Regions from separate parts of the Mus musculus genome. Here all the other regions are linked to region 2. Evidence: chromatin contacts called from ENCODE Hi-C or POLR2A ChIA-PET data. All regions are on one chromosome and are shown on one strand. Each heading gives the region's core, a stretch centred on a gene start or an enhancer-like site at or near the end of the contact. The rest is flanking DNA. Distances are from core to core; before and after follow the strand shown. Region 1 holds the start of Nfe2l3 (nuclear factor, erythroid derived 2, like 3). Region 2 holds the start of Hnrnpa2b1 (heterogeneous nuclear ribonucleoprotein A2/B1). Region 3 has its middle 14 kb from the start of Snx10.

Region 1 (3,041 bases), core at 450-2,949, 37 kb after region 2:
GAAAGGGTGGAGGAGCCCGTCAGACAACTGCCTACACAAACGGTGATTTTGAACAGCCGCAAACAAACCAGTTTAGTTCCAATTCCCATTTTGCACAAGACTGCTTTTCACAAAAACAACCTCCTACAAACACTTGTGGATTGACATCAGTTAACCTCAAGCACTGGGCCTAAAAGGGAGCCAGTTCCCCCCCCCCCCCACCCGCACCCCCTGGGAGACAGGAGCGCTTTAGTTGCCAGGTCTTTCCTGAGGTTTTCGCCCACAGATCTTGCAGAACTGTTTAGAAACAAAAAGTTCAGCTGCAGGGGAGCACCGGCAACCAAAGGGAACTTACTACGTGTCATGTTTATGTCAATTATGGATTTCACACGTCCCATTAGGGAGTATTCTCAGGCAAGGGTGGGATGGTAGATCACAGAGAGACCACCTGCACTGAACACCGAGCCTACTTAGTCCAGGAGCACAACAACACATCCACAAACGTTTAAACTCAGGGCAAGGATCGTGTCTCGGCTTAGGTGCGTGGTTCTTCAGAGAGATGCACATCTTCTCAGGGGCTGAGGCCTCCTTCATATTCTCTACTCCGGTACAGGTTCCCCATCAAGGCATCTTAATGCATTCGGGGTACGATTAAAGGCCACGTCCAGACAGCACCATTCCCTCTAGCTTCCCCATTACCAAAATACCCTCCACAGCCATCAAACACAAGGAAGGGTGGTCTCTGCACGCAATGGATTTCATACACTTTCCCTAAAAGCAAATCCCCAGAACTCACCCTCTTCATTCAAAAGGAGGCGGGGCACATTTGTCCCGCAACCTGTAACTACCTAGAGTAGGGAGAAAAGAGAGCCCGGGTGTGACCCTGCCTAGTCATCGGGACCCTAGAGCTCGGGGCCAGTTCTTTCTGCCCTGGAGGGCGTAGACGTGCTTCTCGCTTGCGTTTTTTTAGGTTACCTGGCTCCCGCATCCGCCTGCATCTGGCACCTGCGCCGTCGGTTCGGCCGCCTTCTCCTCCTCTTCCTCAGCGGCCAGAGGGCTGCTATGAGCCGCTCGGGGGTCCCCGCCGCCCGCGGATGCTGACTGGCCGCCGTCTCCCACGGCCGACGAGGCGGCGGTGCCGAGCAGCCCGTGGGCCCCGTCTGCGTTCCCAGTCGCCACGCTGTGCACTAGCCACGCGTCCACGCGGGTGCGGGGAATGAAGGGGACCCCGAGCGCGCGCACTTCGTGCAGCAGCCGGCCTTTGGCAGGTAGCAGGGGGGTGCGTTCCCAGCCTTCCGAAGCCGAGAAGGGGTTAGAAGCCGAGGCGGGGCGGGTGGGGCAGAGTGGGAGCAGCTCTTCCCAAAGTGCGGCGGCCGGCGGCGGCAGGAAGAGGTCCAGGTCCACACGGAGCCCTACCAAGCTCAACAGAATCGTGAGTTGCAGGAGGCCGCCGCCCGCCCACCAAGGCTTCGGGAGCTTCATCTCCCACGGTGCGCCGGGGATGCCTGTGTCCACCCGGCTTGGCACTACAGCCGCCCCTGTGGCACCAGCCGAAAAGACAATGGACCAGGGCGTACAAGGGGCCGTTGCAGCCTCACCCCAGCCAGGCACAAAGGCGCTCCCTCGGCTGCCCACACAGTGCCTGGCGCGGCCGGGGACCCAGAGAGGCGGAGGAGACACCTGCAACACCCAGCTCTCAGAACCCGCCCCATTGCCTGGCAACGCCCACAGTTAAGTCCCGCCCCCTTCAAACTTCGCCCCGCCCCGAGCCGCAGGCACAGCCCCTGGGACACACTCATATCTGTTCTGGGCTCCAGGCCTCTTTATAGGAGGAGTTTCAAAGCATTTTGGAATGGAAGCAGATTTAAAGCTCCCAGATGCCCCTGGCAGCCCTGTGGTAGTGACCTGGACCACTCTAGCTGAAAAAACCTATGGGTGGGAGTGGAGGAAAGTTGGAGAAGTTGGGAGGAGACAAGGATGTTTAAACTAGGGAGAAAGTAGCCAGTTTTGAGCACTAAGCACAAGTGGTCACAGGTGGGCAACTACTGGCCAGCACGGAGGGTAAGAGGAGTAGACCCTAAATTCAGATTGCACCCCCATCACCAGACAGCGAGGGTTTCTTAATAATCAGTGTTTCTGTTTCCTTGTCGGCAAAACAAGGAGAATAGTACCCCAAATAGGGATTCAGGGAGATCAGATGAAATCTACGAAAGTCAGGAATCGATACAGATTCCAAGCCTCCTTTTCAGTGAAAGAATATTATATAGACACATGCACATATCTACACCTTTACAGAGTCTTCACTATTCCCTAGACATACTTTGCAAATTGTTAGTCTTCTCTCATGGCATTTTTGCTTCATACCTGAGGGCTGAGAATACCAGCTCTACAGGACTTGTGTGTGTTCAAATCCACCAGCCCCAACACTGCTTTCTAGGTTGAACTTAGGCAAAATTTCACTTTATGTGTCTTTCCGGAGATTCGGGCAAACCATCAAGCACAGGCAGGAAGTACTCTATTATCTGTGGGTTGTTGCCCCCTCATCTTCTAAGGGGTAGCCCCCTAAAGCTCCATCCTCTGAATATTCAGCATATGGGATTAATCTCTCTCCCATCTGTTCTCCCACAGAGCTTTCCCCAGCTGCCAGCATTGCAGCACTTGGCCTATTCTACTTTGTGGTTTACAGAGGCCGAGGGTTAGTATGACTTGACTCTTGTAAACTCTTGAGGGCCAGGAACCTGTTTGGCTCACCTTTGTACCTACACAGTACCCAACATGGGCTTTGCAAGTGGAGATTTTACCAAGCCCTCCTGGTTCCCCCTGGGGAACCTAGCCCCACTTAGGGTTTGTCAACTTAGAAAATTTGTAAGATGCTCTCCCTTCTTCCTCCTTTCCTCTCCCTCCCTCCCTCCTTCCCTCTCTCCTCCTTCCCTTCCTTCTCTCCCTTCCTCCCTTTCTCCTTTCTTCCTTCTCTCCTTTCCTCTCTCTCTCTTTCCCTCCCTCCCTCTCTTTCTTCCTGGAGGTCTCTCCCTCCCTTTTCCCCTCCCTCTTTCCATTCCTCT
Region 2 (3,332 bases), core at 461-2,960:
TATTTTGGATGAAAGGAAATGACTATCTTTTGTTAGCAAATTACCATAAGATCTTTTTCTTTAGATTTCTGAATACTCCAAGGAGCTCATATAATTCCATCCTTATTTTTTCAGAGGCCCTCCCTGTTCAATCACGGTATAAAAAAAGGAACACATTAAGATGTCCCAGTCCTATTTTCTGGCTTTTTTTTTCCGGGGGTGGTGGTGCGGTAATCACTCTCTATAGTCCAGTCTGGGCTTCAACGCCTGGCAATCCCCAGCCTCAAGCTCCCAAGTACTGTCCTGATAAGGATAGAAGGAGTCGACCTCCTTCACGCTCCCCTCCGAGGAGGGCTCCTTCCCAGCTCCATTCCCCGGTCGGGAGCCCGTCCCCCACCCGAGAGCGCGGGCCTCGTGGTCAGCGCCTCCGCGGGGAGAAACAAAGGCGGCGGCGGGGGCTCAAGGGCACTGCGCCACGGGCCCGCGCCTCCCCCATCCGGCGGCGGCCACGTAGCCGGGAGCGCGCCGCAGCCCGGAGCCTCGGGCCTCGCAGCTGCAGAGCCTGAACCGCTCTCTCCCTGCGGGCCTGCGACGAGGCTGGGGGAGGGGAGGCCCGCGCTTTGTCTGGAGTCTCGGTAGCTGTCATCCGGCTCCCACCCTCATGCACAATTGTCCCATCTCCCCCACGCACCGGCGCGGCGCCCGCCTCAGCGAGGCCCCAGCCGGTTTCCCGCAGCCCGCGGCCCACGGGGCTCGCAGCCTCCCCGCAAGCTCGGACGCACGGAGCATCCTAAACCCCACCACACGCAAGATCGAAAAAAAGCAAAGGCACGAACTTCACCGCTCCGATGCTCAGGGCCGCGGATCCTGCAGAGTCTCCCGCCTGCGCGCTTCGGTTCAGCCACATCCGAGGGGAGGGGGCGCGGGCAGCTCCGCCGGGGGGGAGGGGGAGCACCGCCCACGCCCTGGCCGCGCGGGGCCCGCCGGGAACGCGTCCTGCGGGGGGCGGCGCGCGCAATGCTCACCGTCCGCGGCGTGGCGCCCAGGGGGTCTCCTGGCTGGGGGGAGGGGGGGGAAGGCGGGCAGGAAGGACCGCGGAGGCCTCTCTGCGTCTCGGAGCGCGCCAAAGCGGGGCTCCACCCACCTCCTTGCCCGGATCTTGAAGGCCGGGGAGATAAACAGCGGGGTTCTTTAAGCACCACCTCTCACTAGGCGCGGGATCCCAAGGCTTGTGGCATCCGGGGTGGTACTTGGACTAAAAGTCCTTCTGGGAGGGACCGAGTGAGAACCCCTTTGGGACGTGTAGAAATATTTGTGTGGTTCGAGAATATTTGTGCGGACGGGCTTGGCAAAGGCGTAGCTGCAGAGAGCACGCTTGGGTGGAGAGGGCCGCACGCCCCAGCGCCGGCCTAAGCCCCTCCCGACGGCGTTATTTCAAACTGCGCGACCGTTTCTCCGCTCCCTACGCGGAGGTGGGGGCCGGACCTAGTTCCGGACGTAGTAACACGCCGAGCGCGAGCCTTCCGCAATTCACGGAACACAGTTGCGCAAGTGATGTAAAGCAGTCCCGCTGTACCTAAAGGGGGAGTGTCACGTACTTGGCGTAAGGAGAGTGTAGGCCCTTCCCGCCATTGGCGGCGGTTAGGGCGTTTACGTAACGGCGTGACGTAAGCGGAGACGCGTTAGTGGGGGGAAGGTTCTAGAAAAGCGGCGGTCTCGGCTCCAGCGGCAGTAGCAGCGGCGCCGGTCCCGTGTGCAGGAGCTCCTTTGCGGCCCAGTTTCTTGGCCATCGCCTGCTCTCCCCACAGCGCCAGGACGAGTCCCGTGCGCGTCCGTCCGCGGAGGTCTTTCTCATCTCGCTCGGCTGCGGGAAATCGGGCTGAAGCGACTGAGTCCGCGATGGAGGTAACGGGTTTGAAATCAATGAGTTATTAAAAATGGCATGGCGAGGCCGTAGGCACCGCAATGGAAACCGGCCACCCGCCTCCGTGGTCCGGCGGAGGGGATGCGGCCACTCGAGTGGCGGTTGGCCTTGGCGAGTTTCTGAGGGGTCGTTGGAGGAGGCCTCTGATTGTCCGACCGCCTTCCCCGCCCTCAGCCGCCCGGCGCCATTTCCCTCAGTTGGGGTGGGGGATGGGAAGTGCCCGCCGCGACCGGGCTGGACCGCTAAAGTAGCGCGTGAGCGGGCCATCGCTGGCCTTTCGATGTGCGCGGGCCTAGGGGCTCGGTTGTGTTCGCGGCGGAACGTTTCTGGGGCCCCCCCGGCTTCCCGGAGCGAGTCTGCGAAGCTTCCCCTCCCCCCTCTCCCGGGAACCGGATTTGGCGGCCGCCATTTTCCCGTCTCCTTCCTCGCCACGATTTTGCTTTCAACGCTTTAGGTTTACTAGTTTGGTTTTCTTTTTTCACCACTGCGTAGACGTGTTTAGCGATTTTCCTTTCTTTTGGAAGTCTTCATACCGTTTCGAGGTGGATTTAGCGTTTTGAGCTTGGGTCTTCAGCGTCCTGCGCACCTCGCTAAAGGCTCTCTGCCTTCCCCTCGACGAAATGGCGCCATTGCTTTCTGAAGCCACCGAGGCGCGGGGTGGGGGCGGGGTGGCGGCGCTCCACGAGCTTTACTGGAACAGGCAGAGAGAACGTAGTACAACCGAGGCCTGGGCGGGTGGCTGAAGGCAGCGTCGCTGCAAAGAGACCGTTTTATTTTTCATAATACGTAAGATTACGGGTGCTGTAGTAAAGCACTTGAGCATTAGTATAGTAGGAGGAAGTCAAAGTGGAAAAAATGGGAGCGCTCATCAGGAAGCTAGGGAGGCTATGTTGAGTGCAGGGTTACTTTCCTTTTATTGCAGAACTTTTATCTGCTTAAAGGATCCTCGGATCGAAATAATTCAAATTATAAGCATTTTTAAGGGAATCTTCGAATTTGTTGGTAAAGTCAACGGATCCTTAGCACGTGGTGTTCACTTTAAGGAAGTGAAATAGCTGACTTTTCATAGTTAGCCTTCGCTTAAAGCCTGGTTCAGTGGACGAAAATCCACGTCCTGGCTATATAAAAACTTAGTTTGGGGTCACAGTGTTTGAGCGTGGTCATTCGGTTTTTTTATTTTTTATTTGTTTGAAATTATGATGCATCATTACACTGATAAGCATTAGCTTTCGAATTGAAAGGGGTCTCCTTGGTTATTTTCTTTGACTCTAAGCACACTTATAAATAAAATAACCTTGTTTATAATCGATAGTGGACGTCTGGTAAGTTTGGAAAAAACCCGAGGTAAGTAAAGAGCTTTTGCTTTCGTTAGTGATATGAAAAAACAAGGTGTATTTAATACTTGCAACTTAGTTTAAGGAAAGCCAAT
Region 3 (3,230 bases), core at 681-3,180, 40 kb before region 2:
GAGGCCAGCCTGGTCTACAGAGTGAGTTCCAGGACATCCAGGGCTACACAGAGAAACTCTGTCTCGAAAAACCTAAAAAAACAAAAATCAAAGAGAGGGAGTTACCCTCTGGTCCCCCACCCCACCCCCAGGCTGCCCCTGCTGTGTCAGTGTCTGGACAAGGCCCAAGAAATCTTGCTAAGGAATCATGGGGTTTCCAACAATAGTCTTGATCCTTATCTCTAAGTTACCCATTGTTTCAGCTTTGTCACTTCTTGCCTCCCTAAAAATAGACTTTTTGTTAAAGCCCAAAAGCCCATTCCAAGACCACAGGTGTTCAGGCCCTGGTGGACCAGACAATGAAGTGTCCCAACACAGTCCTTCCAGAGAGGGTTGAGAAGGCTGGGCAGTGCTCAGCCAGGGCAAATTATATTACAAGAGCCCCACTCTACACTCAGATAGAGGTTCTTCCCTGGCATATCCACAGCATCCTGGTGAGTCAGCAAGCTGGCCCAGCGGTTAAAGGTACTTGCCACCAAACCAGATGACCTGCATTCAACCCTTTGAACTCTCTTAGTAGAAGAAGAGAACCAATTTCCAGGATGTACACCATGGAGTGCATGCACACATGCACATACATACACAATTAATTAATTATGTTTTGTTGTTAGTGGTTTTTCCTTTGGTTTTCTGAGACAGGGTTTGAGAGAGAGAGAGAGAGAGAGAGAGAGAGAGAGAGAAAGGAGAAGAAGGAGGAGGAGGAGGACGAGGAGGGAGAGAGGGAGAGGAGAGAGGGTGGAAGGAGTAAAGAAAGTTTTGGTGGTGGTGGATTGAGGAGGGTTTTGGGATGGTTGGTTGGTTGGGTTGGTTGGTTGTTTTCTACCAAACACAATTTTCTGGCAACTGTATGCCTTTCTGTTTGTTTTGTTTTGTTTTTAAGACAGGGTCTTTGTAGATCAGGCTGTCCTGGAACTCACAGAGATCCACTAGCCTCTGCCTCCTGAAAGCTATTAATTAATTAAATGTCTGGAATAGCTTGGCTCCTGCCAGTGTTGGGACGTTTAAGACCTGACGGCTCTCAGAATGATTTCAGCAAGGGTGGAACAGCGCCCTCTTCTGGAAGAATGTCCTGAGACATCCCCTTTGGCTCAGAGTTACAAGGGCTGAAAAGTTCAAGCTAAGGAATAAGAAGAGTTCGAGCTAGAACAATCCACTGAAGCTGGAGTTTGAAAGAGCAGAATATGGTCCAGGCTGCTTCCCTCAAGGGACAGAGCCATGGGAATCCAGCGGCAGGTCCCCTTAAAGCTAAATGTCTTAGGGTTACAATCACTCTGATGAAACATCACAAGCAAAGCAGCTTGGGGAGGAAAGAGTGTGTCTTAGGCTTCCACAACGCTGCTCGCGATCAAAGGAAGTCAAGAAGCAACCCGGAGGTAGGAGATGGTGCAGAGGCCGTGGAAGAGTGCTATTTACTGATTTGCTCCCCATGGCTTGCTCAGCCTGCTTTCTTATAGGACACAGGACCACCAGTCCACCCTACCCAGAATGGGCTGAGCCTTGTCCATCAATCACTAATTAAGAAAATGCCCTACAGGCTTTCCTACAACCTGGTGTTATAGAGGCATGTTCTCAGTTGAGCCTCCCTCCTCTCAGACGCCATCAGCCTGTGACGGAGTTGACGTAAGACGGTCCAGCTCACTAAGGTTCTTTTCCAGGCCACCAGGAAGCAGCTTCAGAGGTAAGCTTAAATCTGACCAGTTGATCCTTTTTCCACTTTCTAATTTTTTTCTCCTCGGAGTTTAAGCTCTCTAACAAGGACCCGAAAGAATTAAAATTTATCCAGAAAGGCCCATGCTGGCGTCATGTAGCCCCATGCTGGAGTCGAGAAGAATCTCATGCAATGGAGCAATGGAGCACGCCAGAGGTGGCGCTGTCCCCCAGAGGAACCGCTTACCCCCGCTGGTAACTTACCTCACAGCTGAGCATGCGCACTCCCTGCGCTCCTTTTATCTTTAGAAATCACGCTGCAAGCGTTGTAGAAAGAAGCTGAGGGCTCTTGTCTCCTCAGTAAATATAAACCATCTTTTTGTACTAATTCTCATATCCAGTTTTTCAATAAAGCAACAAAGACTCGAATCTGCTTAGGAAGAAAATGGTATCCCGAGGGAGTGCCCAGACTCCTTCAGACTCCACAGTCCCTTCCGTGGATGCAAAACACAGCTCTCATCAACGGGAATAACAGTGAGTTTATGCTGAAAGCAGTGATGAGTGGCCATGGCTTGAGAATAGTCAGATGTCCACAAATGTCAAACATATCCGACATGGTAGCAGTTTCATAGGTTTTTGCAGAACAAAGCAGCCATAAAGTAATGTGCTCCTCGAAATTGGTGAGAACATTAGGCAAGCAGATGATAAAAAGATGTCTCTCCCATAGCTCTGAGTACAGGAAAGGGGATTCCTACCACAGTTCTGAGTACAGGAAAGGGGGTCCCTCCCATAGCTCTGAGTATAGGAAAGAAAGTCTCTCCCATAGCTCTGAGTATAGGGAAGGGGGTCTCTCCCATAGTTTTGAGATGCTATCTGTGGCTATTCTTGGTTTGTGATTGATGAAAAGTAGCAATCTAATACACCACAGCACATTTCAAGTGACACATAGGTCGCACACAGATGAGGGCAATACATAGCTATGAAGGGGGATCAAAGATTGCTCAGGATAATCTGTCTCTGATCTGCAACATTCAAAGTCTCTGGAGAATCAGCATAGGTGTGGCTCCGCCACAACCCCCATTCTGGGATATTCAGTATAGCTAGGAGGTAGAGAGAGTGAAGCTGTATTTAACTTAAGCGCTGGGACTAGCCCCCACACTCAGTGCTAGCCACAGTGAACCACTAAGGCAGGATAACATTTAAGGGTATTTGCCTGGAAATGTAGCTCAGTTGGTGGAGTGCTCGCCTCACGTGCAGGATGTCAGGGTTTTGTCCCCTGCACTATATAAATTGGGTGTGGTGGCGGGCACATGCCTTTAATCTCAGCACTCAGAGGCAGGCTGATTTCTGTGAGTTTGAGCTTAGCCTGGGGTACATAGTGAGTTCTAAAGGCTGTACAGTGAGACTGGTTTCAAAAATAAAAATAAAAATAAATAGAAAATATCTCACTGAATCACCTAAAGAGATCTAACAGTCCCTGTTGCTCTGGGTATGGAGTAGGATCTAGACTCTGCTGTTTTATATGCCTTCTGGGTAATTGCAGT

The links. A loop is a pair of places that touch in the nucleus more often than their neighbours do. ChIA-PET counts read pairs that join two places held with the same protein, here RNA polymerase II (POLR2A).
Region 1: POLR2A ChIA-PET joins it to region 2 with 54 read pairs in embryonic stem cell. The contact joins the promoter of Nfe2l3 here to the promoter of Hnrnpa2b1 in region 2. POLR2A ChIA-PET finds 5 or more read pairs at or near these places in 4 of 5 experiments (Patski and embryonic stem cell).
Region 3: a loop to region 2 is called in a map of heart, with 1.9 times the contacts of the local background. The contact joins the enhancer-like site here to the promoter of Hnrnpa2b1 in region 2. A Hi-C loop is called at or near these places in 3 of 37 maps with a recorded cell type or tissue (T-helper 1 cell, heart and left cerebral cortex). POLR2A ChIA-PET finds 5 or more read pairs at or near these places in 5 of 5 experiments (Patski and embryonic stem cell).

What each region holds. Positions count from the first base shown.
Region 1 is chr6:51,431,327-51,434,367 of GRCm38, reverse strand. It overlaps Nfe2l3 (nuclear factor, erythroid derived 2, like 3), which reads right to left and starts at 1,699. Exons shown (of 4, transcript NM_010903.2): 1 at 955-1,699. The coding sequence starts at 1,461.
Region 2 is chr6:51,468,223-51,471,554 of GRCm38, reverse strand. It overlaps Hnrnpa2b1 (heterogeneous nuclear ribonucleoprotein A2/B1), which reads left to right and starts at 1,710. Exons shown (of 12, transcript NM_001374745.1): 1 at 1,710-1,884. The coding sequence starts at 1,879. It overlaps Cbx3 (chromobox 3), which reads right to left and starts at 939. Exons shown (of 6, transcript NM_007624.4): 1 at 816-939.
Region 3 is chr6:51,508,156-51,511,385 of GRCm38, reverse strand. No RefSeq gene overlaps it. Among named protein-coding and RNA genes, the nearest start is that of Snx10, 14 kb to the left of the region's middle. Within about 2 kb of position 1,930, at least 1 of the 3 ENCODE cell types and tissues checked has a DNase peak (open chromatin) inside an H3K27ac peak, as active enhancers do; it is heart, where a contact is called at or near this core.